Regions from separate parts of the Mus musculus genome. Here regions 1, 2, 3, 4, 5 and 6 are each linked to region 7. Evidence: chromatin loops called from intact Hi-C (ENCODE). Cell type or tissue: heart. All regions are shown on one strand. Region 1 has its middle 120 kb from the start of Gm44689. Region 2 has its middle 71 kb from the start of 4930441H08Rik. Region 3 has its middle 45 kb from the start of 4930441H08Rik. Region 4 has its middle 24 kb from the start of Gm39034. Region 5 has its middle 100 kb from the start of Gm44689. Region 6 holds the start of Gm36633 (predicted gene, 36633). Region 7 holds the start of Gm44689 (a long non-coding RNA gene).

Region 1 (4,000 bases), 120 kb after region 7:
GTCAAGGGAGCCTATGGAAACTCTTCTGTGGTGTAAAGTGTCAATGCCGACTAGGAATATGGTATTTTCCTAATCGTCGTCCTTGACTCATATTGATTTCCTGATGTGAAATGTTCTCTTAGATTTTAGCCTAATTTGCTAATCAAGGCAAACAATGCCTGGAACCTTGGTGGGATATTCCAATGTTAGAAGATATTTTCTCCAGTGACCTGGACATTCAGATCCTGAAAAGCTTTTGGGTTACAGAGAGAAATTGAAGTCAGGGAGTATGGCCCTGACGCTGCCTTGTCTTTATGGACAGGATATCTGGTTCATTGGTATAAGAGTTTGTGTGTAGTGTTCAGCCTTTGGCGTGGTAAGCTTGTTATTTATTGATATAGCTTCAAAAGGTCACAAGCCACCATTGGATTTTGTATTTTTTTTTTTTTTTTTGAGAACAGTGGACTTATCCAAAGGGAAGAAAGGAAGATAGCTTGGGTCTCTACAATTGTCCTTTAGCTTAACCATGCTGACTACCTATGCTAAATTAAGTAGATATTCAAGAAATCTTGATGCCACAAATGAAAGTTTTGGAACTTAAGAGATTTTTGATAAGCTTTCAAATATTTCTCTGTAAGACTGCCAAAAAATCAATGTACAGGGTCAGTTACTACAGCAAGATACTCTGATTATAAAAATATAATATGGCTCAAGCTGTGCCTGCATGTGCGCACATGCATGTGCACTCAAGTTTGTGTATGGGTGTGTTTCTATGTGTGGGTGGTGCTAGGCAGCAAACTCCAGTTTGGAGATGCTAAATAAGTGCCTTCCCACTGAGATATATACCCAATCAATACCTGATATGACTTAACAGCTTCATAGTCAAAACAATGAAAGTAAGAAAATCAAGAGCGTCTTTTCTTTTTGTGTGTGGTGTGATTGTACATACACATCCTGCTTGCAGGTGTGTGTGTGCAGGTAAGGTTGACTCCTTGGGCCTTCCTTGTTTTTTTTGTTTTTTCCTCTACCTTATTCATTCTTGCAGGGTCTCTCATTTGAGCCAGGAGCTCAGTGATATAGGGAAGTCTAGATAGCCAACTTTCTCTGAGGATCTGATCTCTATCTCAGAGTGCTGGAGTTACAACTAGCATTTTATTTGGGTAGTAGGGGTCTGAATTACATCCTTATCTTGCATGTATGCATCCTCTCTGTGGAGCCATTTTCTCCACCCTCTACACCAAGTGTTACTTCACTTTAGGTACAGCAAATACTCATTGAGGCAGTTCATATCATACAAGAACAGAGCATGACCAGCTCTTTGCAAATGTTAGGATGACACAACCCTGACTGTGTACTATCACTGCAGCATCCAGAGAGCTCACAGTTTCTATATAAGAGCAGATAATAGGAGACAAATGGTCTTTAACACTAGCTGTAGGATTCATTTTAAGAAGAAAAAAAAAATGAACGCACCTAAATAGGTTTACGTGTGATGATACAATTTAGATTTGTTTGACATATTGTGGTGTAATATTTGAAATGGCTAATAAGTCTCTAAAGCTGCTGCACACAGGAAAACAAATTAAGTCTGCCTATTGTAAAGAGATTGCCTCGATATATGAGATGGGAAAACACAGAATGCTTCTCTTAAGTACTCTTTAAAGGTGGTCCTTAAGGAATATATGATAAAGAATGGGACGTTTGCTGGGGCATTTTAGCCTCAGCAAAGCCATTTATAATTGCCAATGCCATGCTGAGTAGGCTCTGGAGAAGTGGCGTCTTCATGGCATATTTAAAAGCCAGCTCACAACTACCAGTAAGAATGGCTCATAAGGCTGACAACTCCTGATCTACCATCGTAGTTACTTGGAAAATAAACCTCTTTCACGCACATTAGACCTTAGAGAACACACACATTACAAATTATAGTGGAGGTAAGTCACCATTTGTCTAATTGATCAATTTAGCATGTTTGAAATGTTTGTGATGTTAAAAAAGGAAAATCTTCAGGAACTTAAGAGTTGGAAAGGCGTTTTAGAAAACTCACATTCCATCAGTCATTCAAACGATGCATTGAGTATGAATCCCCCCGGTTAACTTGAATGACATCATGGCCCATGTAAGAGAGCTGAAATTAATCACGGTAATTCTGTTGTATGACCTACTTTGGCATTTTCATCTGACAGAGCCAGGAAATGGGCTGGCTAATAGTCCATTTTGGAGTATTCAAAGATCTTAGCAATTCCATATTTAAGGAGGTTAATAGGATACTAATTGGGGCCTAGGTGAAGAGTTCACAAGAAAAATGAACTCACCTGAACATGAGGCGCCCGTGCAGTCGGGTTGCCCCCACCCACTACAACTGCTCTTCCAAGTGGCTTCACCTTGCAACTTAGAGGGGAGGAAATCTTGCACCTTGGGAGACTTGAACAGCCACCATTCTGTCTCCTGTTTCCTGAAAAACAATGGCTGGCCAAAGGCCAGGGTCACAGAACGGTAGGAAGGTCAGCATTCTGCTTCATAGGAAACAGAAGGAAAGAAGAAATCCCAAGGGCTAAAAACGTGTGCTGAAATCAAGCCCATTTCAGAACTGGTGCAGATTTCAGTAGAAGTGCTCTTTGCTAAGACTTCAGAAGTTCTGGTGTAAAAAAGAAAAACATAAATGAACTCCTCTTTGCCATCTCTGAAAAACAAACATGGCGTGCATCACGCATCTGCTCGTTTAATACAGCAAGTTCTGAAAGTCTCCAGTTTGGTTCAGTGTTACTCTGACCAGCCAGTGCTGCCACACAACAGCCCTGAAATGCAACAGAGAATAATATATCTTTCCGTTTTCTCCCCTGTAAGCAAATACAACAACTCCTCAGGTGTCTCTTAAATATTTCAGGCTCCTCTGCCCTCTGCCACACCTGGCAATGACTACCCTAATGGTACCTCTGTGTTGCTGTTTCTCACTTTGTCCTATTAAAATGGTCCCACAGATCACCCAGTGTCCTTTCTCTAATATTCCCTGGGGCTTTTCTGTACAGAAAGAGTTAAGAATCTTTCTTTCCTAAAGGTACATGGCATGTCTTTCTATCCCTCCTTCTGTGTGCAATCAATCTTGCAAGTTTCCAGGAGCCACTGGGATTTTTAAAAAACAGCTGTAATCTGCGGCCATTGATGGTGGAGTAGATTGTTTGCCAAACTATTACCATAACTGTCAAACAAAATCAGAAAAATAATCTCATTGTGCTGGACAGATGCGTTTCCTGCATTATTGATATAGTCGCTCCAGAGTAATAGCGAAATATAAAGCATTGTTCTATTTACAAAAGGAGATTGGCCAAGTCCTTGAAAGTAAGCATGAGGGACAGGCACTTACAGGAAGTGAGATATAGGGAGCTCAGGAAAAGTTATGTGCCAGAGTCACATGACCCTACAGTCAGCATGAGAGCCCAGCTGCAGGTGGTTTTCTCTGAGTCTAAAAGAGCTGTTCAAATGACTAAGGCAAGCCCGGTGGAATTGGTCACTCATTTTTTTTTTTATCCCATACTCCAACAGTTCTCCCAAGTATATAAGCTGTCCTAATGTGTCCCCTACACTGCTCTGGGTAGTGAGTGGCCCTCTTTACACCAATACTTCATAGGAGAGTTGAATTGTTTATCTTAAGCAATAAGCCCATGATATAAAGAGTTGGATATAGCTCATGTTGAGAAAGGTAAGTAGTTGCTGCTGCTCCATGGCTGTTCTACCATGATTGGAACTATGAATAATGCTGAATGACCCTGCATGTTGAGCGTGCACACTGGGAAACATCGGGGCACGGCATATTCACTATCTCTAATCCATTCAGTACACTGTGCAAGGAAGACATCATCTTTTATTGTTTCTTCATCTTACTGTTCACCGGCTGTTCAAGGAAGTTTTGTAGCGTGTGGAATGACAGAAATCTTCCATAAGTGACCTAATATGTCAACCTATATCAAGCTCTAAAGATCATTGGCACATCACCTTCCAGGTTTTAATAGAGTCATAGGCA
Region 2 (4,000 bases), 130 kb before region 7:
GTATTGATGGTTCAGTTTCCTTTGGCCTCTGGGGTTTCCTGTTCTGGAGTTCAGGGAAAATAAAGAAGTCTGAACGCAGGGTCTGGTATTGTTAAATGAGGTGGTGCTGGGTGCAGAGTGGATTGGTTTGATGTTTAGATGAGGTGCTGTATCAAGGTTAATCGCACCGATGATGATGTCGTCAGGTTGAAAAACTCTAGGCCAGGAACCAGTACCACTTCGTTCTGTAGTTTTGATGTGAACCTGAGACAGAAGTGACCCCACCCACCCAAGACTTGACTCCTACTGACAATCAAAGCAAGGGACCTGCTTCTCTTTGTTCTGCAGCCCACCATCAGTGACAGCCCTTCGAGGGGGCTGCCTCCAGTCAACAAGTGCAGGCAGCATGTCTCTGCTCAGAACCTGGGAAGCTTGCCGTGTTTTCTGAAAATTTCCTCTTTATTTTCTCTCCAATTAGTTTTCTGTGTCTATTTATTTTTCTCAACAAGTTCATAATTTCATTCCTTTTTTGTGTTTGTATTCCCTGTTTCCACCCAAACCCTGCAGCGTTCCCTACTCTGAAAATCTGCTTGCCTTTTAAATCCATCTGTATTGAATTATTTATAGTTTTGATAAAGTCCTGTTTTGTCTGATGTTTATTTTCTTTAACAACAAGAAACCTGGGTGAACTTTTTCAAAAGACTCCTCCCTCTCAAAAAAAAAAAAAGAAAAAAATCTAGTTCTTCATAAGTGTTAGGCAACCCTGGCCAAAATGCACAAAACCATGGCTGGGTGACCTCTCCTTTCTGATCTGGGATTTCTACTCCACTACTAAACATTTCTCATCTAAATGTGTTGTGGGGAGAAGAAAAGAAAACAAACCTCTGAGCTTGGACTCCATCCAGAACACACTTCTCTTCCCTACCCAGTCCCTCTGATCTTCTAGCTTCTATGCCTGATGCTACCTCCATCCCTGAGGCACATCCCTGAGGCCCTGTGATTGGCAGACACCTTCACGTGACAAGATGTTCACTGAATTATTGTTCATTTGTGTATTGCTCTCCTTGAAAGCTGTTTAACACTTGCTAACCTGATTTTACTTTATTTTGGCAGACCTCTAAACTCCTTCTCTTGCTAGCCTCTCCAGTCATTCATTCACTGATGAGTGACAATTTAGGCCTGGACATTTTTCACACTCATGTTCTTTCTATCCAGCATCCCTACACTTCTCTTTCTTCATACCACTCCACCGTCTTCTAAACTAATTACCTAAACTAACTAATTAGTTTAGATGGTGGCAGTTTTTCCTTTGGGGAAAAGAGAGAGATAGAGACCAGGAGACAGAGACAGAGACAGAGAGAAAGAGACAAATTAGTTACTTTGAAGTGATCAAAACATACATTGTACACATGCACACTCAAGACGGCAGGATATACCTACACACAGGGAGTCTTAAAACAGTGGAAAGTGATGAGAAAGAGAGAGAGAGAGAGAGAGAGAGAGAGAGAGAGAGAAACCAGATTAAGTCATAAGTCAGAAAGCATAGTTAGCCCTTCTTATTGGAGTAATGTACAATACTGAAAATAGGAGAAAGAAAAGTAAGTTCCCTATGGAAGAGTTCATTATATATATATATATATATATATATATATATATATATATATATATATATATATATGTGTGTGTGTGTGTGTGTGTGTGTGTGTGTGTTAATATTAAGTAGTTGAAAATTAAAGTTTTATTTTTTTCATCTTGTCCTTTATTTTTTCTCTTTCCTCCATGTGCTTGTGTATGTGTGTGTGTGCGTGCACACCCATCCCTTCCCTTTTCAATCCTTCCTTTAAGGTTTAATTTAACAATAACATTTGCGATCGGGGTCCTGCGCATCTCAAGGGCATTGCGCTTGAAATTGCACATGCTCTGCACCATTTATCATGGGCTGACATGTGTCATGTTCCAGGCTGCGGCTCCAAGAGGTTACCGCTCACGCCTGCTCCTTTGTTGATCAGCTGCAGAGACAACTGAGGCACCTTTCTTCCTTTTTCCTTTCAGTTTGCCCCTCCCTTCTTGTTATTAAAGCTGCCTCATCCCCTTTCTGAAGGCCCCCGCTCACCCCTTCACCAGAGAAGAAACACAAAAGAATTTGTATTGTGTGAACGCTTCATTTCCTGAAATTTCTGGTGGGAGCCGCACAGTGTTTAATAAGATTGGAATGCTCCTCTAATCAACTTTAATCTTTGTCTAGAGAGAAACGGAAAAGACCATTAAAGTCAGCTACCCACCTAGCTTTGTTTCCAAGTACACAGCAGCTGTGCAGGATGGGAGCACTCAGCTCTGATCTGGGCCCATTCAGCCAGGCTGCAGGAGCAGATCCTGTCCCCTGTTCATAGCATGTGCTTTCAAAGAGCGTGGTCTTTCGCTTCTGGTAGCTTCTAAGCCAACGGGAGATTTGAATCTAATGCTGGACATTCCTCTAATGCAAATAGAAGACAGCAAGTGAAATGGAGAAGTATTATGTGCCAGAACAAGGCTTCCTCCAACAGCCCCACGCATCCAAGACTCCGCAAGTCTACAGCCTATCCTGGAAAGTTGAGATGAGAAAAGTTGTAAGCAGAGGGTCACTAACCAATAGTCTAAGTTCTTGAGGCCAGTTTTGTTCTAGGTAATTTAAAGCTGTTATTCCTGAGTGGTTTTTTTTTTTTTCTTCTGATGAATAATAGATGCTTAGAGGTATCACTGTGGCCTTTTCTTCCACTCACCCATTGGCTACTTCACATTGGCCCTTTCTCCCTGTACTGGAATGTCACATCTGTGCTTCTCTGCCAACTCCTACTGTACTCAGTGCATGCAGCATTTCCTCGGGTAAGGCAAAGCTTGCTTTGCTCAACTCTCACCTCTCCAGAACTTAGCAAAGAACTTAGTACCCTTCAGTAGCCACGGTATCTACTGTTCCAAAGGCCTCAAGGAGAATTCAACCCATGCCAACGTTTTAGGCAAGTTTTGCTTCTAAAGGGTGAGGCACTGTTTGTAGATAGAGAACCTTGGCCAGAGCACACAAGGGCCTTGACGGAGCATTTGTGGGATGCCGAAACAAGGGCACTCACACCCTGTCTTTCATTGCTGATAGATAATGATTGATGTGGATGTCCTACAGTGTGAGTTTGTAGAAGGCTTTAGCCAGGCAGTACTAAGGCCAACTAGATTCCAAGCCCTTTGACAAAGATTTAGGGACTGACTCTAAGATGATAAAATTTAATCCCTGTTTATGTATCACTCAGATCTGGGATATACAATTTTGAATTGCAAAATGGGACAAAGTCTAATCATGGAACTGTGGGTATATAATCAGACAAACATTAGAAGACCTCGGACAGTTTTCATAGGTTTACAGAGGTTGAGATCTGAGGATAGAAGTGAGTGATAACCAGGTAGAGAATAGTAGGGGGGACCCAGAGGAGGGGTTTGCTCAAAAGCAGGTCTTTGGGGAGTGTGAGCAGTGAGGTTATGTTTTGCTCCACATCTGCCATCTTCTATAGATCCAAATAGACCATGTGGTACTTGGGGGTTCCTTAAATATAACCATTAAGAGATCCATGACTCCTTGACCAACAATAGTGAGATATGGGCTCCTGAGTGATCTGTCTCCAAATAGGAATCTTTACCACCAGCCTCTGAAACCAGTAACTAATGACTACTTTCCTAAGAAATTGTTAAGGAGAGAAACCAAATGTGTGACTGTGTGTATAAGACACACACACACACACACACACACACACACACACACACACACACAGAGAGAGAGAGAGAGAGAGAGAGAGAGAGAGAGAGAGAAAGAGAGAGAGAGTCACAAAAATCAGTAGACCAAGTTCTTCATCCTCATAAAAATAGGCAAAGCCCTTGAGCTTGCCTCAGAAGAGGCATGCTTCTAGCAGACTTCAGAGCTTTCCCTATTCATTCACAAGAATCTCTGCTCTGCACACTTCTCTACCATGACCCATCAAGTGATTGACAGCTAGAATCA
Region 3 (4,000 bases), 160 kb before region 7:
TTTCATTAGCAATAAAGCCAAGGATTAGAAAGCCCGACTCCACATAGAAAAATAGAAAGCCAAAAAGCCAGATGTGTTTAGATGGAAGTTGGAATATTTAAGAATATTCATATATATATATATATATATATATATATATATTACTCTCACACACATGTGTGTATATATATGTGTTGGGGGGAGAGTTACAATGAGGTTTAAAATCAGCCTTAATTTAAATATGTGGGAAAGATGCACATTTAGGGAGTTAAAAACAACCACAAGAATTAAGTATAATTCAGACCAGTTTTGCGTATGCATGTATGTATTTTAAATATGTTCTTTGTATTAACACTGTGCCTTATGCTATTTTTAGAAGCTTATTTAAGGAAACAGAGCTATCTGTTGCAAACAAAAATGTCCATACATGTAGAATATATCACATGTACATTTATGTGTATGTACATATCACAAGGTTCTGTGGATTTCTACCTGCCTAAAAGACAGCTTTCTTGGTGGCTAAGGCATTGCTGTCCCTCCCTAAGCTGCTCCGGAGGCCCGTGGATTAAGGAGGAATCCGAGTGATTTTCTACCTGACCCTGTTTTTTTACCCGTGCCCACCGTGCCTGAAGACTGAGCGGTCAGAAAGATCTGCCTCTGAAAGTGACCTTGCTCAGCAAGTTCAGATTGGCTCCTGTAGCAGTGCTGTTCCCAGAAGGGGCACTGCACATTGCCAAGTTGCGCTGCCTTGAAGATGGGTATGAGATCTGGATGTTGGGGGCAGGGGGTGGGATAAAAGAAGAAAGATACATCTTGCTGAGTGGCTGCGGCTGCTTATAAACAAACTTGGGCATTGTTTCTGGAGCGCTTTTACAGGGGAGAAGAAAGCTGGACACACACTAAGACTGGACTCCATTTGTGCTCTGCGGAGACCTTGGGGAGAGCTGCTTTTAACAGACTGGTTTGGTGGGGAAGATGATTTCCATCGGTTACTTTTAAAAGATACGTGCTATTTCAGCACAAAGCTGAGGCCCCTTAGAGCTGCACCAGGGATTAAGAAACTGCATGTATTTTAATGCCTTATGAATAGGTCTAGCTGATAAAAGAGGCTCTTGTTACCCCTGCTACATTTAAATGTGAAAAGCAGCTGCTTCTAGAGGGGAGGGGGCAGGCGAGTGGAGAAGAGACATCATTTTCATAGGGGTTTAATCTTCAGACTACATTGAAACCACAGAGTACCATTGGCCATTCTCTTCTGGGCGCCTCTAATCACTCAAAGATCTGTAAGATTGTACAGAGGGAAGGAGAGGGTGCAGAGGGCAGAGAAAGGGACCGAGTGTGGATCTCACTGACCATTTCCATCTGCATGTAGATTTTGGAATTCTGATCAAACTGCATGCGTGGTGCAGTGTCTTCTTCTTTTACAGGCTTTAACCCTGGAAACTTTAATGAACGTTCCAGTCAGTTAAAGAGTTCACAAGTTTATCCTGTTTTCAGAGAACAGCCTTGGGAACCGGTCCTTGGAGGTGACCACTGTGACCTCCCTAGAGCATATGGACTCTGTGTGTGTGTGTGTGTGTGTGTGTGTGTGTGTGTGTGTGTGTGTGTGTGTGTGTGTGCAGGGAACCATGCTGCTGAGAAGTGAAGAAAAATAAAAGAGGCTTTTGCTGTGTATTTCAGAGACAGCCTATTTCAGGTTGGATCCAACAGATGTCATGGATATGATGGAGAGAGTCTTGGTGTGCAAGGGTTCGTTGTTCCCAGAAACTGATAATGTGAATAAGACATTGGCTTAGTACACTAGCAGATCTCTGGCAAATGTGTTGAGTGTTTGGAGAAAGATCACTAATAGATATATATCTTCTCAAGGAAGAAAATTGCATACCCTTTTGTTTATTCCAGGGACCACTTAACAACCTGTGTTTGTTTGCTCTGAATTCACTGAACATTGTCACGGATGAGCCTCTTCTGTGTCTGCGTCCTCACCTGGCCACATGGTCTCTGTAAAGCTCTAAGAAGAAAACAAAGCAACAGCAATGACAACCAAAAAATCCCAGGGTTTTGATCTAATAAGAATTATCTGTAGTCCCTAAAACTGCTTCCCAAGTTTCATCTATTTTTTTTTTCTATTTACTTGAATATAACCTTTCTCAAGAAATTGAGAGATTAAAAAACAGCCAGCCTGAGACAATTCACCAATTTCACCTGGTTTATAATTGAGAGTAATTCACATGTAGAGGGGTTTTGTCCAGTCTGCATACTTATAAAACCACATCTGAATGAAACTAATGTCATTGGGAAGTAAGGTACAACTTCAGCTGTCTGGGCACGGGATAGATAGCAGATGCACTGTATACTGTTCCTCTGAGGACCCAGAGAAAGAACAGGGTTAGGGAGAAAGGGCAAGTCTCCAGCTGCCCTGCCGCACATCAGAAAGCCAAAAGCAGACAGTGAGCTGTTTCTACTTCCCAAGCACAATTACTGCGCTCCATGTTCCCTGCCCAACCTGGGCTCTTCATCATACAGTAGCTCCTCTTCTCGGGAGGTCTTGCACGTTGGGCTGTGAATGGTCAAGTTTCTGAAGGCCTACCCAAGCTGCTTGCTTTACTGAAGAAAACCATTTTGGCATGTGAATCATGGGAGTGGCCTGATCATTCTTGCATGGGGAACATAGCTCATGATGGATTCATGTGGTTGAACTTAAGTCCAGTCAGCATTTTGATTTTCTGACCCAACTTCCCTGCACATAAAAAAGGCAACAATCCATCCACACTAAAGACCACAGCATAGCTAGTAAAAACCAGTCAACAAGGAAGAGTAAGAGCCTGACACTAAATAGTCAGAAGAAGAGACCAAATGGCCGCCGTGACCTTGTAGAGGGTTTCCAGGACAGTCTGGCCTGTCGAGGCCCTCTTGCTTGTTTCGGTGGTCAGCCATAGCAGCTCCACCACAGCGCAGCCTCTCAGATTGCTTCTGAGATTTCTTACTTGCCTTCTTCCTTTTATGCTCTCTGCCCCCCTCTTCTTGCTCCTCCTCCTCCTCCTTTCCTCCCCACATCCCTTTTCAGTTTGGCTCTGCAACATCAGGTTCAAAGAAAGAGAGACTTAGCATTCTTTAACTGACTGAGATTGACTTTCATTTGAGACCAAATGGCTCCTTTTTTACCTCGTGCAGACCTTATCTGCCTCAGTACAGGGGAACGCCAGGGCCAAGAGGTGGGAGTGGGTGGGTGGGGGAGGGTGTGGGGGATTTTTGGGGTAGCATTGGAAATGTAAATGAAATAAAAAACCTAATAATAATAATAAACCCACTAATCCATGGGTCTGCAAATAAATATCTAGTAGGCTTCAGTTTGACCACAAGCCCCTCCCCCCTCCCAAAAAAAGAGTAAAAAGTGAGAGGTCAACTCTGTATCACCATGGCAACCCCACATGGTTTGGTTCTGGAGCAGATGAAGGGGGTGACAACAACAGAGATGATCCCCGTTTCTATAGCATTTTCTCCCGGTTTGTGCCTGAGTATGGGAAAAGAAGTGGATTATTTGAGAAAATCGAGGTTTATACTAGATGGCTGTTAATTTGTCTGAACCTGAGTTTTGTCCTGTGGTGTTGTCTGCTGATTTGTGCATGAGAGTACCCCAGCCTTTATCTGTGACCACGGGACCTTAAGTTCTACCTGTTGGCTCATCCAGGACCCAACGGGGCCAAACTTTCTCTCCCATCCCAGGCTTTCCCCACTAGCTTTCAGAGATGGAATGGTGATGAAGAGGGGGCTCTATTTATTGTGAGAACAGGTAAAAGTCTAGCACAAAGAGAGGCCAGGCTTCCTCCATAATAACTCATGGAAATCACTCTGGAAAAAAAAATCCCAGGATATTATTTTCAATTCCATTCAAGGACTAAATTAGAAAATCAAAACTATGAATGTGCTGCAAATGTCAGATTCAACTCTGCAGCAAGAGCCTTGGTCTGAGCAAGAAGGAATGGTCGGACCTGGGCTCCAGTCCACTCAACCCCAATGT
Region 4 (4,000 bases), 390 kb after region 7:
ACATCTGGGCCCGATAACAATTGCAAATACTCAGGGCACACTCTTAAAAAGAGCTTGTGTTACCATGTGAGACAGCATGTTTTACAACACTCACAACAGTCAGATAAATAAAACAGCTCTCGGTGGTGCAAAGCTTGCTGGGGGAAAAATGTATTTCGTAACATTTCATTTAGAGCAGAAAAATTTCCCCACTGAGAAGGGAACATTTGACCCTGAGAAAATGTTAAGTTCTTTCCACAGCTGCTTGAGGTAATGACAACGCAATACTCAAGACTGCTATTAATGATGTTGTATGGAAAATGACATCACCTCTCCTTCAGAGGGACAGTTTTGGAGCTATGGGTCCAATTTGAAAGACTAGAGAAGAGCTGGTATAAAAAGTCAGCCTCCTTACACAGTTCCAAACAGAGAGAGCTAGAGTGAAGAGTCTGTCTGTATATTTATGTTTGCACCCATGCTAAGCGGAAGATTTTTTGTTCGTTTTGAAACTGTCTTTCGGGGCAGGCTTAATGTGTGGAGCACAGCTGAAGTCAATTTCAATATTATCATTCATGCTTTGGAGTGGAAGTCAGGTAGGAAGAGGAGAAGCCGGAAACTAAGTCGTCCACACTTACAGAGATGCTAACCATTGCAAGTGAGTTCCCAAGCAAGCCGGCTGGCTCACAAGTTCAGTAGCCACCAGGCCCCTTTCCTCCTGCTGTAGAGAACTGCAGGATCAGAAACAGAGGGGCGCATTGACTGGTGCCTGCCACGGCCCTCCTTCCCCCTGGTGCGACTGCAATTTGGTGGATGCAGTTTGGCATGTGAGTGGTTAATATTCTTGCTCTTTCATTCTTGGGCACACTCTTGTAACAGTGGAAATCTCACACATTTACCTTTCCCTTCTGGACATTCTTCTTTCAGACTTGTCTGTCAGGATCAGAACTTTATCCTGATGGAGCAACAACTAAATATGTGACTCCCATCTCTCAGGCACACTGGAGCCCTTCGCTTTTTAGTAAGTTTCACTTTCTGAGTTTTAACAGATAAGGGAGGGGCGAGGGAGGGTTTTGGTCTCTGTTTAGCAGATGTGACTGACTGGGGCTCAGCTGTATGAGGATGCCCCTTACCCCACATCCCACATCAGAACCTTGCAGAGCCCAAGCTCAGGCCTATCGGATCTAATTAGATAAAGACCCTTCATTGATGAGACTACTTTAAAATGAACAGTGATTTCAGCTTCAAAAGTGCATGCCTTTCTTTTCTATATCTCAGACATAGAGCAAAGTCAATAGACCGACCCGCCCACAATGTGTTCTAAAATAACCCTGAATTCAGATGCACTGAAAAATGGTTAAATGAACTGATAAAGCATAGGGAATAACATATAATATCCTGTAGAGATGTACGCCTCCTACATAGATGGATACTGAATATACCTCTAAACATGTGTTATTTTAACAATCACATGCTGTAGCTCCCAATTTATTCTCATGAGGAGGGAAATAAACACAGATTTTCTTGACCGTAATTAATGTGTTTAGGGACCACACTCCACGTTTTACTGAGTCCCTGTGCACTGGGCTCCTTCGGTCATCTCTCTTGAAGACAAAATGCACCTTTTTCTTAAGTAGTCCCGAGGTTTGGTTTGTTTGTTTATTCAGGGGATGGTGGAAGGACATGGTTTCTCTGGAAAGCTGGCTCCTGTGTTCTCAGGGGTTATAAAAATGGGAATCATTTTTATTGGCAATCCCCGGGAATAGTGCTGAGACAAATGGAAAGCTGAAGATAAGGATCCTCTGAGGTGCGAACATACAGCTGTTGGGAATTGCCAGAGAATCGGACCAATAAAGGAAGTCACTATTTTTCCAGGCCTGAAGTGAGTTATAGGGCGAGACGGGTGTTGTATATTTATGTAAGGCAACAGCAGGGAGTTTAAGCGGCTGGATATTGCTGAAAGAGCATCATTCACATTCAGGCGGAGACAAAAGGTGGAAATGAAGCAACATCCTGGCCAAAGAAGGCCTCAAGACAGAATAATAACAGTTCAGAGAGGGGGGCTGTGTGCACGGCCGAGGGTCGGCCTCAAAACCAGGAAATGATCGAGATGCCTTGTCAGATCTTCAGAAAACAGTCACACACACGCACACGTGCAGGGATACACATACACACTCAAACTCAGGCCTGGCCAAGTGTCCTTGGGAAGGAGGTCATTTATCTTTCATAGAACTGTGGACAGAATTACCTGCAACCTTCATCAGTGTAGCCAACAAGATTGGCTTACCAAAAGTGCTGGAAAAAAATTGTATTTTGTACTGTTGTATGTGTACACACATACATACAAAAAATTTTTATACACACATATGTATAAAAATATGACATCCACATGTGTCAGCAGGCCTCTTGTTTGCTATCTGTTTTACACAGACTTCAAACTCACTGAGTTAGAGAAAATTCTAATTCAGGAAAATATTCTAAGAACATAGATCTGGTTGTCCTAGAGTTCCAAGGAAGGGGATGGGCAGGCAAAGAGACTGTCTTATCTTCTTGTTTATTTATTGTCCTTTTGCTTAGAGGAAGTTGCAAGCTGAATGGAAGGCTCATGAAATCCCATTCTCCTCTTGTGACAAATACTAAGAGGAAGAGAGAGAAAACCCGTTTTAGGGGGTTGGGGTTAGGGGTGGGAGAATGACCCCAAATAGGAAATAGAGGAGTTTCAGCATTCCATATCAATCTTTATAGGTAGTCTGTGGCAGTCTTGAATTTTTTTCTTTTATCCTCCTAAGAAGAAAGGGAAATGAAGAGACGACAGGGGGTTGGGGGGCAGTTATGGGGATAATTATGATCAAAATAAAGTGCAAGGAAAAACATTTTTTAATTAGTTAAAGAAAGAAAGAAAAGAAAGAGAGAAAGAAAGGAAGGAAGGAAATATTCTAGTATACCCAAATGTGAAATGTTACTGACCTTTCGAATGTTGGGTTGTAGATGTTTCTGAAACTACTCATTTGAGTACAAGCCAACAAACCAAGCACAATTAAACTGAACATATCCTATCCTATAGCCAACTTTCTTTAACACTAAACCTGAGTGGTCATTAAAATAAGGAATGGTAGGCACAGCTGGCCTAAAAAAATGGTGAGAACTATCCAAAAGTTATCTGAGGAGCTGATAAGAAAATTTGGGAAAAATTCAAGAAAAATTAAAATGCTTGGTAGTAAGATGAGTGCTTTGTGCACCACAGAGTCAAGGCCTGGCATGAGCTTTTCTTATTCATAGTAAGAACAGTATGACTGAGAAGGGTGTCTTGTGAAGAAAGGGTGTTTGTATCCTTGTGGGTATTTTCCTCAAATGTAAAGGGATCAAAAAAAAAAAAAAAAAAAAAAGAACAGAATGGCTTTCACTTTTTCTTTCCTTTTTCTTTCCTTCTTCAGTCTATGGCTAAATAAGCAGGAAATCAAAACAGCCAAGAGTGATAACTAAGCAAGATGAATGGGATGCACTGGAACGCAGTAGCTTCCTCCCCACACTCTTCCTACCCTGCCCATGCCAGCTTTCTGCTTCAGGTCCAATATTGTCAGAGCATGGGATTCAACAACTTTCCTAATCACCAAAGGCAAGGAAGACTAAGAAGTCACATCCCAAGAGTTAGCAACTTGTGTATGGTGACAGTTTGTGCTGCAATTGCTGGTGAGCCTACTAGACAGAGTAGAGAAGACAAAATCCTTTAGAAACCACATATGTAGCAAAGTGGTTCTCCTTTCCAACTTACTATTTTCCACTGGGGAAATATATAGCCCAGCATCTCAGGGCTGGGGTCGTCACGCAAGTTCATTCCTGGCTTCTGAAGCATCAGGTAACAGGCTGGGCCATCTGCAGGTTTTCAAAACCACGAGTCCAGTGGTCTAATCCTGTATGGAACATTTAGTGTTTTGATCACACATCCCATCTTCTGCACCACAGTGCATCTCAGGGCATGCTTGCCTGGCAGTAAAAAATTCACTCATGGAGAACATAGAGTAAT
Region 5 (4,000 bases), 100 kb after region 7:
ATCTCCACCAAAACTTGTAATTTAGGGTGGGCGTTTTCCTTACTGAGTGGCCCAAAGGCCTACTTGAAATCAATTCTACAGAGGGCGAAGTTGGCAAGCACTTGCAAAAATTCTCCAGATTCTGCTACCATGGGTCTTTGCTCAGCTAAGTAAGAACCTTTGCAATCAAGAGCAACAAGCTCAGAGTGGGGTCAGAAAGGCTCGCTAGGTACGATCCTTGTGTACTGGAGATGTGTGAGTTGTTCCTGGTTGCTTTCTCTTCTGGTGGCTTCTTGTAAAACAATGTCACTCCATTTGGACATTCTGAGGCTAGAAAGATACAAGAGGAAACACATGCCAGACCCAGGCTATGTGAACGTTTTTAGATATTTTATGTACAACCTTATTTTTAAACTTTTACAATGGAACAGGAATCCAGGAGGGAACTAGTGGCTATCTCTGGTTGATCAGAAGGTTATTTTCACAGCCTATCTTGATTCTGTTGCTGAAATCTAGTAAGTTGTAAGTATCAAATTACCCTTTAGAATTTCAATCTATCCACACAACGTATAGCTCATATATGTGTGTGTGTGTGTGTGTGTGTGTGTGTGTGTGTGTGTACACACACATATATATAAAAGTCTTTGCATAGAATTCTCATTACTGAAATTTTCTGTGTCATTGATAGGCACCTAGTGAAATACGATTCATAGCATTCATAGCAATTGTATGATATAAAATTTGTGTCAGGGACCAGGGTTGTGGCTGCATTGATAGAGTGCTTGTCCAGCAAGAAGGTAGCCCTTCTTGCTGAAATGTCATCCCTAGCCCCACAAAACCATCTGAATTACTACACATCTGTTATTTTAGCACTAGGAAGATAGAGCGGTGGAATTAAGAGTTCAAGGGCACCCTCCATTACTCAGGAAGTCTGGAGCTAGCCCAGGCTCCAAGAGATCAAGTTTTAAAAAAGAACATCAGTTTTATTTAAAAGAAAAGTACCTCAATGTATTTGGATCACCAATATATATATATATATTCAGAACAATTTTAAAACTCAAAAGCACTACAGAATTGGCATTGTCTTGGAGGAAGCATTCAGCTTACTCGAAGGGTATCATTCCAGCCTAAAGCAATATGATTGCTGTTCATCTACCAAGAATGAGAGAGATTCATCAGCTCATTGACATTGGGAGCTTAAGTGCAACCAAATCCTTCCCAGCTTGTTCCAGTAGCTCCAACCTGGGGAACGAATTTGCATCTCGGCATCATTTGATGGCCTGGAGTTCTTAATTATGAAACAAATGGAAAGTGGCTGCCTCATGCTGATGGCTCCTTTGTGTATCATTCTTCTCAGAACATGAATGATTAATGGAATTTTCCCAGGACAGACAAACTTGTTTACTGACGAAATTAGAGTTGAAGTTGGCATAATCCTAGTGGAAAGATTTGCTATCAAGGTGCAGGGCTTCCAAGTTCTCTGATGAAGAATAGGAACAATGTGTGTGTGTAGTTTTGAGTGATTCCAGATATTCTTAGGAATTGGTCCCCAGTAGAAATTAGTTTCATTTAGGTGCTGTGTTAGGAGGAAGGACTGCCGTTCAGTTCCTTGTTGTGAACCTTGGTGTCAGCTTCTTTGTCCTCAGACAAGCCCTTTGGGAATGTGTGTGGCCTCCATGCTTTTTGGCATTTGCCCAAAGCCTGAGTCAGCAGGAATGATAGAGATATGGACCTTTTCCAAGCCACTCCTCTGGAAGTCCCCGACAAGTCTCAGCAGAAGCTCAAGGCTAGCTGTCATGCCATCAGGAAGAGGAGTATTAGTGCTGTTTCCTGAAGACTGTGACTCTGGTGACAGAGCCTTTTGGGTGACTTAGAAAATAAATAAATAAGTAAGGAAAAATTAGGCTCCATTCCAAAGCATAAGAAGCCAGGCGTAATTAAAGAGTGTCCTCCTCATCTAGACCAGAGATTTCTGGGTCTGCAAGTTTTACATGCGCTCATACCTTTCACTTTACACTGCATGACACTGTTCAACATCCTTGCAAACTAATGCTGACCCGCGTCTCCCCACATTCTTCCCATGCTTATCTGTCTTACCTTCATAAGGAAAACCATGGTTGGCTTTCTTTTGTTCTGCCAGAGCTTGCAAGCATTCTTCTGTTTTTAATTAATTCCCAAAATTGACAGCAACCTTTGTAGCATGGTGGGAAATAACAAATTAAGAGGCCAGCATTTCCAGCACTTGGCTGTGGCTATGCAGATGGTAGGGGTAGATAGCCAAGAGAGCCAGAAATCCACTTCATTATTTGGAAATGACCTGTGAATTTATGGCCACTATTTTCAAGATGTAGAACTCATCCCACCAATATACCTAGAGTTGACATCACTTTTGGTAATTAATCACTGCTGCCATTTTGCAGTAAAGGAAGCGAGTGCTGGCAGTATACACAGCTTCTTAATCACCATGCAGATGAAAGTTGCTGATGCCTGTTATTGGTTTTAATTGGGTGTTATTGGCTGTCCAAATTGCAAATTCTGGCATCTCACTGCCAAATCAATGTGTAGTGTTATATCTGAGATTTGCAAGTTGTTATTTCCTCCATATATAATTTGACCTAATGATATAATTGGGTTTTTTCTTTCTTTCTTTCTTTTCTAGAAACAGAGTCTTACGTATCCCAGGCTGTCCTCAAACTCAAAAGTTAGCCTAGAATGACCAAGAACTCCTCGCCCTCTTGTCTCTACAGCTCATGTTCTGGGATTGTGGGTGGATGCCTATCACCATACCTGATTGATGTAGGACAAGGTGTAAAGTCAAACCTTCAAGCAATAACCAATAAGCACTCTCCCAATTGAGTTACATCCAAGCCCTCCCTGTGCCAGCAATTGAAGCTTCTTATAGAGGAGTTTCCATAGTGTTTGCCTGCGTAACTATTGGCTTCTGGATATTAAAATGGATCACCAGGTAAAATGCTGAAGCTGTAGATTCAGTGGATTGGCTACAGTCAATCTGTTTAGGTTTCCCCCAGAAGGGTTTCTGAGTACACAGCATCCCTGAAGCACTTCCACTGCAATGACGCCCCTGCAAACATAAATAATATATCTCCATTTGCTTATGAAATTCTCTGTCATCATGGTGTTAAGCCTTGAACAAGAAAGTAAAAATATGTATAGAGCATAATAGCTAATTTGAATGTGATAACAGCAATCGATGTCAGGTAAGACTCAAGATGGGGCCATGCTACTGATGTGGGTGGCACTGCAAATTGCAGCATATCTGAGTTCCTTTCATTCCAGTTGGCACTAAGTCCTGACAAGCACAGTGGATCCTGCTCTGTTTTGTCTCCTGCTGCTCATTCCAGTCAGAACGGAGAGAGTAAAGCAGAAGGATTTTATTTTTGATTTTATTTTATGATCTCTCTCTGGGAGTTCTACAGTCCATTCTTCGGAGACTTCCCCATCTCTGTGCAACTTGCTACATTTTCCCAACTTCACTTGTTCCACCCAAAGTGATGAACCCCACACAGGTGCACATAAGCCAGGGCCAGAGCCACAAAGTAACAAAATTAGTAGAGGCTGGTCAAAGCCTGGAGAGGGAGGTTTGAGCTTTTTCTGACTTTTTCCAATACTTTTGGAGACTTACAAACCATCCCCTGGCAAAGCAACAAGAAAACAGATTGATCACCAAGAGGCTCAAATTACCTTCTGGGGGCTATTTGATAACCCTGACCAGCTTCTTTTCTTGCATCCTATTGGTGACTTAGGCACATCACATGGCACTCCAATCTTTCAGAGAGGAAAGGCTTTACACTGCCTGATTCTAATAAGGCAGTGTTACTCTTTAGACTTTCAAACATGGGTCCTGAATGGTATGAGGTGAGTCCTCTCAAAATATCAGGCATAAATGGAGGCACCTTTGAACATGACGTCTTTTTTCCCTGGATTCCTGAAATTGGGCATGTGATCATTTGCAAAGAGGAGGGTAAGGATGGGATGGCAGCCAACAGTGCAAAGAAATGCT
Region 6 (4,000 bases), 260 kb before region 7:
TAGTTGTCTGACCATTCAACACTTCCTTTGTCTATTTGTATCTCAGTGTCTCAGTCTGTGACGTGAAGACAACAACAGCCAACAAACAATTTACAGAGATATTGTAGGAAGCAGCATCTACGGAGTGCGTGGAGTCCTCTTCAGCCGCACATAGGTTGGCATCAGAAATTTCTATTCCTGTACTAAAGCCATCACACAGAAAAGCTGTATGTGAGAAATCTCTTCCACGGGTACAGGTATAGGATAGGAAAGAGTCCAGACAGAAGAAGATTGCTGTCAACTCAAGTGACCCAGGCCTTTGTGGGACTAAAAGATTTTGACAACTAGAGGTCATAATTTCGATGGCCACATTTTTTACTTTCATTTTACATTACCTGGTCTGCTGACTCCTTTAGATTTCATCTTCCTTAACTCTTGCAAGAAGTTAATGACAGTTTTCTTACCAGTTTTACTTCATCCAGCTTTCTTTCTGCCTAAGATCCTTCCTTCCTTCCTTCCTTCCTTCCTTCCTTCCTTCCTTCCTTCCTTCCTTCCTTCCTTTCCTTCCTTCCTTCCTTCTTTCCTTCCTTCTTTCTTTCCTTCCTCCCTTCCTTCCTCCTTCCTTCCTTCCTTCCTCTCTTTCTTTCATTCTTTCTTCCTTCGATATTTATATTCGTTGATATTTTCTTGCTAATAAGTGTTAAAACAGGGATCATTCTCGAACAAAGCCTCTTATCCTCAAATATGCTTTCATAAGTCTTGAACTGAAACATCACTTACAAGAGGGCTTGAGGTGAAGGTGCCCTTTTGTTCCTCTCCACACTCTTGTTCAGAGCATAATGAGAAGACCACTGGGTACATGATGGTTAACGTTTGAGACAGGTAGGGCAAAGACCAGAAAGATGAGGGGGCCAGAACTTCATGGCGGGTGTGTCATTAAGCACAAGTTCGAACCTTTGGATGTGGGCTGATTCTGAATTAGGAACAACTGGGGATTTCCAGTTTGAAGGTCTTGTTGTTTGTTCTTGTTTTTGTGATATATTTACATGATACTTGAAAAGGAAGGTGGACTGACCTATAGCTTAGTCAGACTATATTTGAGAAATAGACTGTTTAGGTTCAAATCCCCCTAGGTTTCATTGTTGAAATTATAGAGTTATTTGGTTCTGTCTTAAAACAAAGCTGTTTGAGATTTGAGATGATGAAGAAAGGTGCCAGAGAAATGGGAAATGTTGACATGCCAATTGGTTGTCTTCAGCTCTCCATCTCCCCTCCTTCACTAATTCAGATGCATGTACCACCCAGGAACACATTTGGAAACTGTTGCCAGTCATTCATTCATGGTAGCATACCTTAGGGCTTTTTTATAGAGCCCAAAGAAAATTGTACTCTGAGTGTAGACTTTATGTTCAACTCAAGATCTTCTCATTATCCAGAAAGATCCACCTACAATACTTTTCCTTGAATACTTAGCTGCCTTCCCTCCTTCCTTCCCAATCATCCTGCAAAATACAGCAGAATGTACGGGCTTTCTGCTCCCCCCCCCCTTTTTTTTAATTTTTAAATCATTCTCAGTATTACCAGATTACAGGAGCTGGTCTGGTAAATGGCAGCAAACAGGGCTCCACTCCTCTTCCCTTTCAGCAAGTAAGTAGGAGAGGAGGGCTCTTAGTAACTGCCTTTGTGGTTTGTTTATTGTTTTAATGAGCCTTGGCAGTGTAATCACAGCACCATTATGACCTGGCCACGCCACAAGGAGAGGAAGTTCCCGGAATCCTCCTCCTCCTAACTCATCTTTTCATGTTGCTGGAAGCCTGTGCCTCTGGCCAGCATGCTCCACAAGCTTCCGGAGTTCAACGGGTCTTTGTTCTTATCAGTGATGCCCTCCTATCCCCTATCCCTCCCTCTTCTCTTCCTTCTTCCTCTAGACTTTGAGGCTTCAAGTATCAAGCTGAGATGGGGGCGTGGTGGTGGGGGAGAGGGAGGAGCAGAGTGAATAACATTTCTTAAGCCGGAACTATCCAGGAAAGGAACGCTGGCCAGGAAAGGGCGGGTGGCAGGCCGCTGGGATAACAGCCTCCCACGGCTTTTTTCCTCCTGCCTTTGTCAGTTGTAGATAGAAACTGATACATTTCACATGGTTTTCTCTGGAGACCACAGTTATTAAGAAAGTGCCAATAGTATATTTAACTGGACTAGCATAGAGTGGGGAAGTGTGTGTGTGTGTGTGTGTGTGTGTGTGTGTGTGTGTGTGTGTGTGTGTTGGTGAAACTGTGCTGTGGGGTTTTGTGCACTTTGGGAGAAATTTATCCTTTGAATTAGAAGAATGAGGCAGCCAGCCAGACTGTTCCCGAATAGAGATGAAAATTTAAGAGTGACAGGCTTGCCATCCTGTCTGCTGCACTACCAGGACATCACACATGAACACAGCACTATTTGATGTCACCCAGAGGTTCTGGTTTGATTGGGCAGCTCAGTGGAGTCCCAAATAAAATGGACTTTGCCATTCTATGAACTTGAACATAAATTGTAATCTCAACATTCTCTAGTAGTGTTGCATATAGGACTCATTTTCTTCTGGCAGAAAAGAGGGGGATAATAACAATAATTTTGTGCTGATTTAAAAAAGGTAATGTAGGTAGAATACCTGTCACTCACATTGGAAATAAAGAGACCCTCTCTCAAAGCAGGTAGAGAGGCAAGGGCCAACTTTGGTTATTGCTCTCTAACCTTCACATCCTCTATTAGGCATGCATGCGACCTCATACCCACAAACCTGCACATACACAAATGCAACACACACACACACACACACACACACACACACACACACACACACACACACACCACATGTAGAATACCCAGTACATAGTATTTTAGGAGCTTTATCAATATCAGCTATATCTCTGATTCTCTTCCATCTTTCTCCTTTCCTCCTTAATCTTCCTTGAACTCAAATAAGTCTAGAAACTATGGAGAATAAGTCTGCTTCTGAGCCTTACCATGAAGAAGTCCCAGCCCAATGGGATTCAGCACAGAGTTGAAACTAATGTGTCAAAGCTCCTCCTACATTATCAAGAAGAGGAGCCAGATGCACACTAGTGGTTGATTCTTTGATCATTTCTCAATCCCCAGAGTTGCACTCAAACTCAGTTTCCTTCCATGAAACAGTGGGTGAGTCTTCAGGGGTCAGCCAGCCAGTTATTTCTTCATAATCTTGAGAGTTAGAAAGCAAAAAAGAAACCCGTGTCACTAATCACAAAGGAATCCTTTTGTCTGTATTCTCTCAGTAGAATTTTTTAGAAGGAAATACAGAAGGATTGCTTTAAAATAAACAGATTAAAAATTAAATGGAGAGGAAATTTTGTTCATTTTCTTTTGGTAAATATTTCTTATGCACCCCTCATGCTTCAGGTATGGGTATTGTAATAGGACAGCAAATCAACCAGAGACCCTTTTCCCATGTCAATGGTGACTCAATAATATCCAGAAACTTCTTTGGAACTTCCTCCTGAAATTCCCCTACAGTTTTGGCTGGCACTGGGACAATTTGATTAAAATGATGTGACCCTGCGTCAGTTTTCTAGGACTTCGGTAACAAAATCCCACTGACCAGGGGACTTACTGCAAATAGGTCATCTTCTCATTCCAAGATACGATCCAAGTGTTTCTTCTTCATCATGAGGACTGTGTGTCATCATCTTTTCGATGTCTCCCCAGTGGGTTTAGTATCATTCCAATTTCCATCTCTGGATGAGTGTGGTATCTTCTCATATAGCCTTGTAATGTCCTCAAGGTCTTCACCTCTCTGTTAGTGTCTACTGCCGGTCTATACAGCAACACCAGTCGTACTGGATTTTAGTCCACCCTGCAGCTATATCTGAACTTGACTTTCTTTACTAAGACTCCAGTTCAAATCCAGTGATATTCTAAGTGTTGATCTTTGAGGTCCCAGTGAAGTTTAGAAAACAAGATTCATTTCACAGCTATTAATGTTTGTTTAGTCCCAAATCTAAACAGA
Region 7 (4,000 bases):
CAGCTAGAGCTACATAGAGAGACCCTGTCTCAAAATAATGCATAAACAAACAGACAGACAGACAGACAGACAGACAGGGGGATAAAATATTTGTTGCATTTCTATTTTTGAAATCCTGTAAGTATCTTATAAATAATAAATTTATGACTTGCTCACTTCCTTGCATAGGTAGTGAACACACCAACTTTTGGGTCGACATTAATTTTATTTTCTAATTTTCACTTTTTAAATGAATTTCATTAGTCAGAAGTCATATGAATGCATTTATAGGCTTTATTAGCTTATGACCCAGTGCTCAACCAGGAGGCCACAGGAAGCCTTGCTCCACTAGACTAGAAAGTTGTCCATCCTGGACAAAAAGAGTCCCAGGAATTTTTTCCCCTAGGCAAATTACTCTAGTTACTAGCTGTTGGACGTCCAGGGGACATATCTCAAGGACAACATATTTTAAGAGCCAGACAGGGAAGAGTGCTAAGAAAAGCTATCTTCTTACTATGAAGCTGCAATAGCAACCAGGAACAACAGCATTTGTGACTACCCACTGAACACAAACACACGGACACACAGAAGGACAACTGACAGACAGAAACGCAGTCCCAAGCACATTCCCATAAACATATGACAAATCATAGGGGAGGGGGCTAGATGAGAAGTAATTAGGTAGGTGGGATGAAAAGAGGGGGAGGAGGTGCGACTGTACTAGTAAATGTATGGCTTTTTTTCCCCCTCTAGCACTCAAATAGGTTGGATTTTGGAGAGCAATCAGACCAGGTGGGCAAAGTCAAGCTGAATACAGAGTGAAAGAGTGGGCAGAGTGGAGGTGGCCAGCCCAGTTGTCAGGTGTGTACGGTGATCTGGTTATGGACAGCTGGGTGTGACCAGAACTAGTCCAGTGTGGGCCAGGTGGAGTGATTAGGTGGAGTCCCCGGTAAGCGGAGGTTGGCGATCAGTGTGGGCGGTAATGCCTGCGGTCCTCGCCCGCAGGGCCGCTTGCAGACAATGGCTCCCCATCCTTATCGCTGCTCACAGGCCTCCCCAGAGCACAGCGGGCGGTGGCTCTCCCTCGGTCCGGACTGCCGCCCCGCCGCCCGCCGCTTCCTCCAGGCGACCTCACGGCCTGGGGCGCGGCGCGGACGGCCGGAAACGCTTGGTGGGATGGCGCGTCGGCGACACGCGCGGCCCGGCGGGGAAACAAAGGCGGGATGTGTGCGGCCAAGAGTCCGGAAAGCGGGCGCCGGCGGCGCAACCCCCGCTCCCCGCCCATTGTTCGCTGCGCGCGGCCACACGCGCCCAGGGCGAGCTAGCGCATCCTGCCCGACCTTCCCTGAGATGCCTGCCTGCGCTGGCTGCGCTGGGCAGGTGACATTCTGAGCGACCTTGTGATTTCAGAGCTGTCTTTGTCTGAGAGCTCCACATGGATGACTTCCTCTGACCACCATGCTGAGAACGGAGTGATGTTTCACTCCTGTTTTCCACATGAGAAGAAAAACCAACAAAAAACAAAACAAAACAAAAAACAAACTTCAGTAGAACAGGCTAGGTCTACTCCTGCTAATTCCAGGGTCCCAAATGAAACCATCTTCCACATGACTCCACATCTGAATTGCCATGGATTTGACTGTAGTTTTAAGTCAAGCATTGCAATAAAAGGAGTTTCTTTAGCCTGGTCCTTCAAGGCTGGTTATCTAGAAAGTCCAGTAGGAACCTAGAATTTCCGAGCTGGGATTTACTAATGACTTCCTGCCGTTTGCAAGATTGTCCTTTCCCCTATTGTTTTGGTTTCTGGCTGGCCCATTGAAGGAGAATGTGTCACTAATACAAAAACTAAGTGTTGTCTGTGGCAAGTGTTCAAGTCTAAGGCATAAGTAGATTGAGGACCAAGACTTTCAGAGTCAACAGATTAGTCAACCTGCAGTTTCCATCTTTTGAGTCATCAGAGTTGGCCTCCCCTAGTTAATCCACGAATGCACATATTTATGTGTTTTTTGACAACCTGTGCCCCCCGGGGGAATGAATTCTGGATGGTTGTTGATCCAGTCTTCCTTTGTTGTTAAGGCAGCCTGTGTCTCTTAGCACCTGAAGATGACCCTAGCTCCCTTGGCCTGAGGTCAATAAGGACCAAATTGCTCTCTTGTGGTACTGGATTTGTAAAGAAACCGGACTGTTTCATGCCAGAATTAGATGGAGCCCTCTGGCTAACCAGAAGAGGTTCTAAGGACTGGTGATCAAAATTAAATATAGTGAGCCTTGTGGAACATTGACCAGCTGAGGGCACGGGTAAGGAGGAGACACCAATCCTTTTCCTCGGGAGGTCAGAATGTTACAGAGAGGTTCCAGTGCTTCTAAACATCCTCTAGGAGGGGCTGTGAAGTCATTTATTGGAAAAATACTTACCAAGTCTTACTGTAGAAGATTCTGAGGAGAATAGAACAAAACAAAAACAAAACTGGAAAATTGTCTTAGATCTCAACCTCATGGTTTATAATCTAGTAGAGAATGTCAGAAAAGAGTACTTGATGTCCATATGCAAATAGTGAAGGCGCTGGCCTACAGGAGACGGTGTGCATGGCGGTGCTAAAGGGGCATTGCAGAAGGAAGGCTACCATGTGAGTAGTTTTTCCAAGAGCATCCTAGGCTTGGGAAAGATTATTTCAGAGTTGGCTGTGTGGAGGTTGGAAACACTGTCTGTTAGGAGAGAACTAAAGGACCCTAGTGTGGCTACAGCTTCTGCGTGTTTGGTGGAAGGAGTCCTTGGCTGATTCAGAAGCTAGTTTATCAGATCAGATCAAAGAGGGCATCTAGATTAGACTAGAGTAATGGGGATGACTAGAGATGGCAACAGATAATAGAAGAGGAGGATGGAAGAGGTGAGCATGAAGGAGGTTAGTACACAGAATGCGTGCGAGGGAAAAAGGATTTAACAAAAGTAGCCCCACCAGTTACTGGCTGAGCAGTTCCCTTGGAGCAATAATATGGAAGAAAAGGTCAGGTGGGGCAGTTATGCATTATATCTTGGGCACATGAGATGTGAGGTGACTTGAAGTGATTGAGATGTCATCAGAACACTGAGGTGGGGAGTGGGAAAGGAACAAACTTTGTTGGAAGACAGATGTCGCCTTCAATGTGACAAAGCAGGAATAAGTGGGGTGAGGACCTAGGTAGATTCATACATTTGGTAGCAGGGAGGCCCAGAAATGGGTGGCTTGAATACTTAAGGCTCAGAATAATTGATAGGGGATAATAACCAGTAAAAATTAAATATTAGGAGCTCATTTATTATAATATATAGTTTTTATTTATTGAAATGGAAAATCCAGATGGAAAAGAGAAGGGTAGTTGGTCAAGGAAATATGAGCAACTTAAGATAACTAAGAAGATGTAAAGGAGAAGAGAGACAGCATCATAGAATGAAGGGGGTCCAGCCAAGACTAGATGACAAGTGATGGTTAGGGGGCCATATGACTGATGCTCGCTTGGACAAGGACATGGCCAGGATCAAGACTGAGTCAAATAGTTATAGGAGTTATTGGAGAGGAATTAGTTAGGAAGTGAAGCCCCTGAGGTTTTGAATCTTCATCTTCACACATTTAAGGAACCTAAGGTAGCAGTAGGGCTTAGGTTAAAAAAGAAGAGGCTTCCAACTGGGGCCTCTCATTTTTGATGATGGATGGGAAAGAGAGACAGAGATGGGGAGGAAGAAGAGGTATCAACACATCTGTCAGCAACAGAGGCAAACGGGCATTGAGGAATCACCATGAGTGGGCAGAAGAGTCTGGGTGGGGTGAAAGAGAAACTAGAAACCTCTTCACCGATCTGCCCACTTCAGGCGTCCACCAGTAACCCTTGCTAATATGAGCAATTAGACCCGAAAGCACTTTCATCTCTGAAGTATTTCTGGAAAAAACATCTTTCCCACGTTGTATTTTTGAAAATTGACAGAAGTCACTGAATAGGTTAGCTCTCCAGAGGACTGTGTGGAATCTGTGAACTCCAGAGCCAG

Evidence for each region. A loop is a pair of places that touch in the nucleus more often than their neighbours do. Peaks named below come from ENCODE experiments on the same cell type or tissue, not always from the same donor. Only the 100,000 strongest peaks of a DNase experiment are listed, where the experiment ranks them.
Region 1: it touches region 7 in a loop (10-fold over the local background); 6 of 42 quality-filtered maps call a loop at or near these places.
Region 2: a loop joins it to region 7, with 6 times the contacts of the local background. A loop is called at or near these places in 2 of 42 quality-filtered maps.
Region 3: it touches region 7 in a loop (5-fold over the local background); 5 of 42 quality-filtered maps call a loop at or near these places.
Region 4: a loop joins it to region 7, with 11 times the contacts of the local background. A loop is called at or near these places in 4 of 42 quality-filtered maps.
Region 5: it touches region 7 in a loop (7-fold over the local background); 2 of 42 quality-filtered maps call a loop at or near these places.
Region 6: a loop joins it to region 7, with 23 times the contacts of the local background. A loop is called at or near these places in 5 of 42 quality-filtered maps.

Annotation. Positions count from the first base shown.
Region 1 is chr7:71,586,282-71,590,281 of GRCm38, reverse strand. No RefSeq gene overlaps it. Among named protein-coding and RNA genes, the nearest start is that of Gm44689, 120 kb to the left of the region's middle. In heart, no CTCF peak of the experiment used is centred here; a DNase peak (open chromatin) is centred at 2,441.
Region 2 is chr7:71,836,353-71,840,352 of GRCm38, reverse strand. No RefSeq gene overlaps it. Among named protein-coding and RNA genes, the nearest start is that of 4930441H08Rik, 71 kb to the left of the region's middle. In heart, no CTCF peak of the experiment used is centred here; a DNase peak (open chromatin) is centred at 2,312.
Region 3 is chr7:71,862,688-71,866,687 of GRCm38, reverse strand. No RefSeq gene overlaps it. Among named protein-coding and RNA genes, the nearest start is that of 4930441H08Rik, 45 kb to the left of the region's middle. In heart, no CTCF peak of the experiment used is centred here; no DNase peak of the experiment used is centred here.
Region 4 is chr7:71,309,625-71,313,624 of GRCm38, reverse strand. No RefSeq gene overlaps it. Among named protein-coding and RNA genes, the nearest start is that of Gm39034, 24 kb to the right of the region's middle. In heart, no CTCF peak of the experiment used is centred here; a DNase peak (open chromatin) is centred at 2,004; H3K27ac peaks cover 1,054 bases.
Region 5 is chr7:71,601,050-71,605,049 of GRCm38, reverse strand. No RefSeq gene overlaps it. Among named protein-coding and RNA genes, the nearest start is that of Gm44689, 100 kb to the left of the region's middle. In heart, no CTCF peak of the experiment used is centred here; a DNase peak (open chromatin) is centred at 1,689.
Region 6 is chr7:71,958,817-71,962,816 of GRCm38, reverse strand. Gm36633 (predicted gene, 36633) reads left to right here and starts at 799. Exons shown (of 5, transcript NR_126483.1): 1 at 799-861. It overlaps 1700011C11Rik (RIKEN cDNA 1700011C11 gene), which reads right to left and starts at 1,642. Exons shown (of 3, transcript NR_126462.1): 1 at 1,561-1,642. In heart, no CTCF peak of the experiment used is centred here; a DNase peak (open chromatin) is centred at 1,976; H3K4me3 peaks cover 694 bases; H3K27ac peaks cover 1,319 bases.
Region 7 is chr7:71,702,810-71,706,809 of GRCm38, reverse strand. It overlaps Gm44689 (a long non-coding RNA gene), which reads left to right and starts at 733. Exons shown (of 4, transcript XR_003946799.1): 1 at 733-840. In heart, a CTCF peak has its summit at 2,334; DNase peaks (open chromatin) are centred at 1,109 and 1,949; H3K4me3 peaks cover 991 bases; H3K27ac peaks cover 1,593 bases.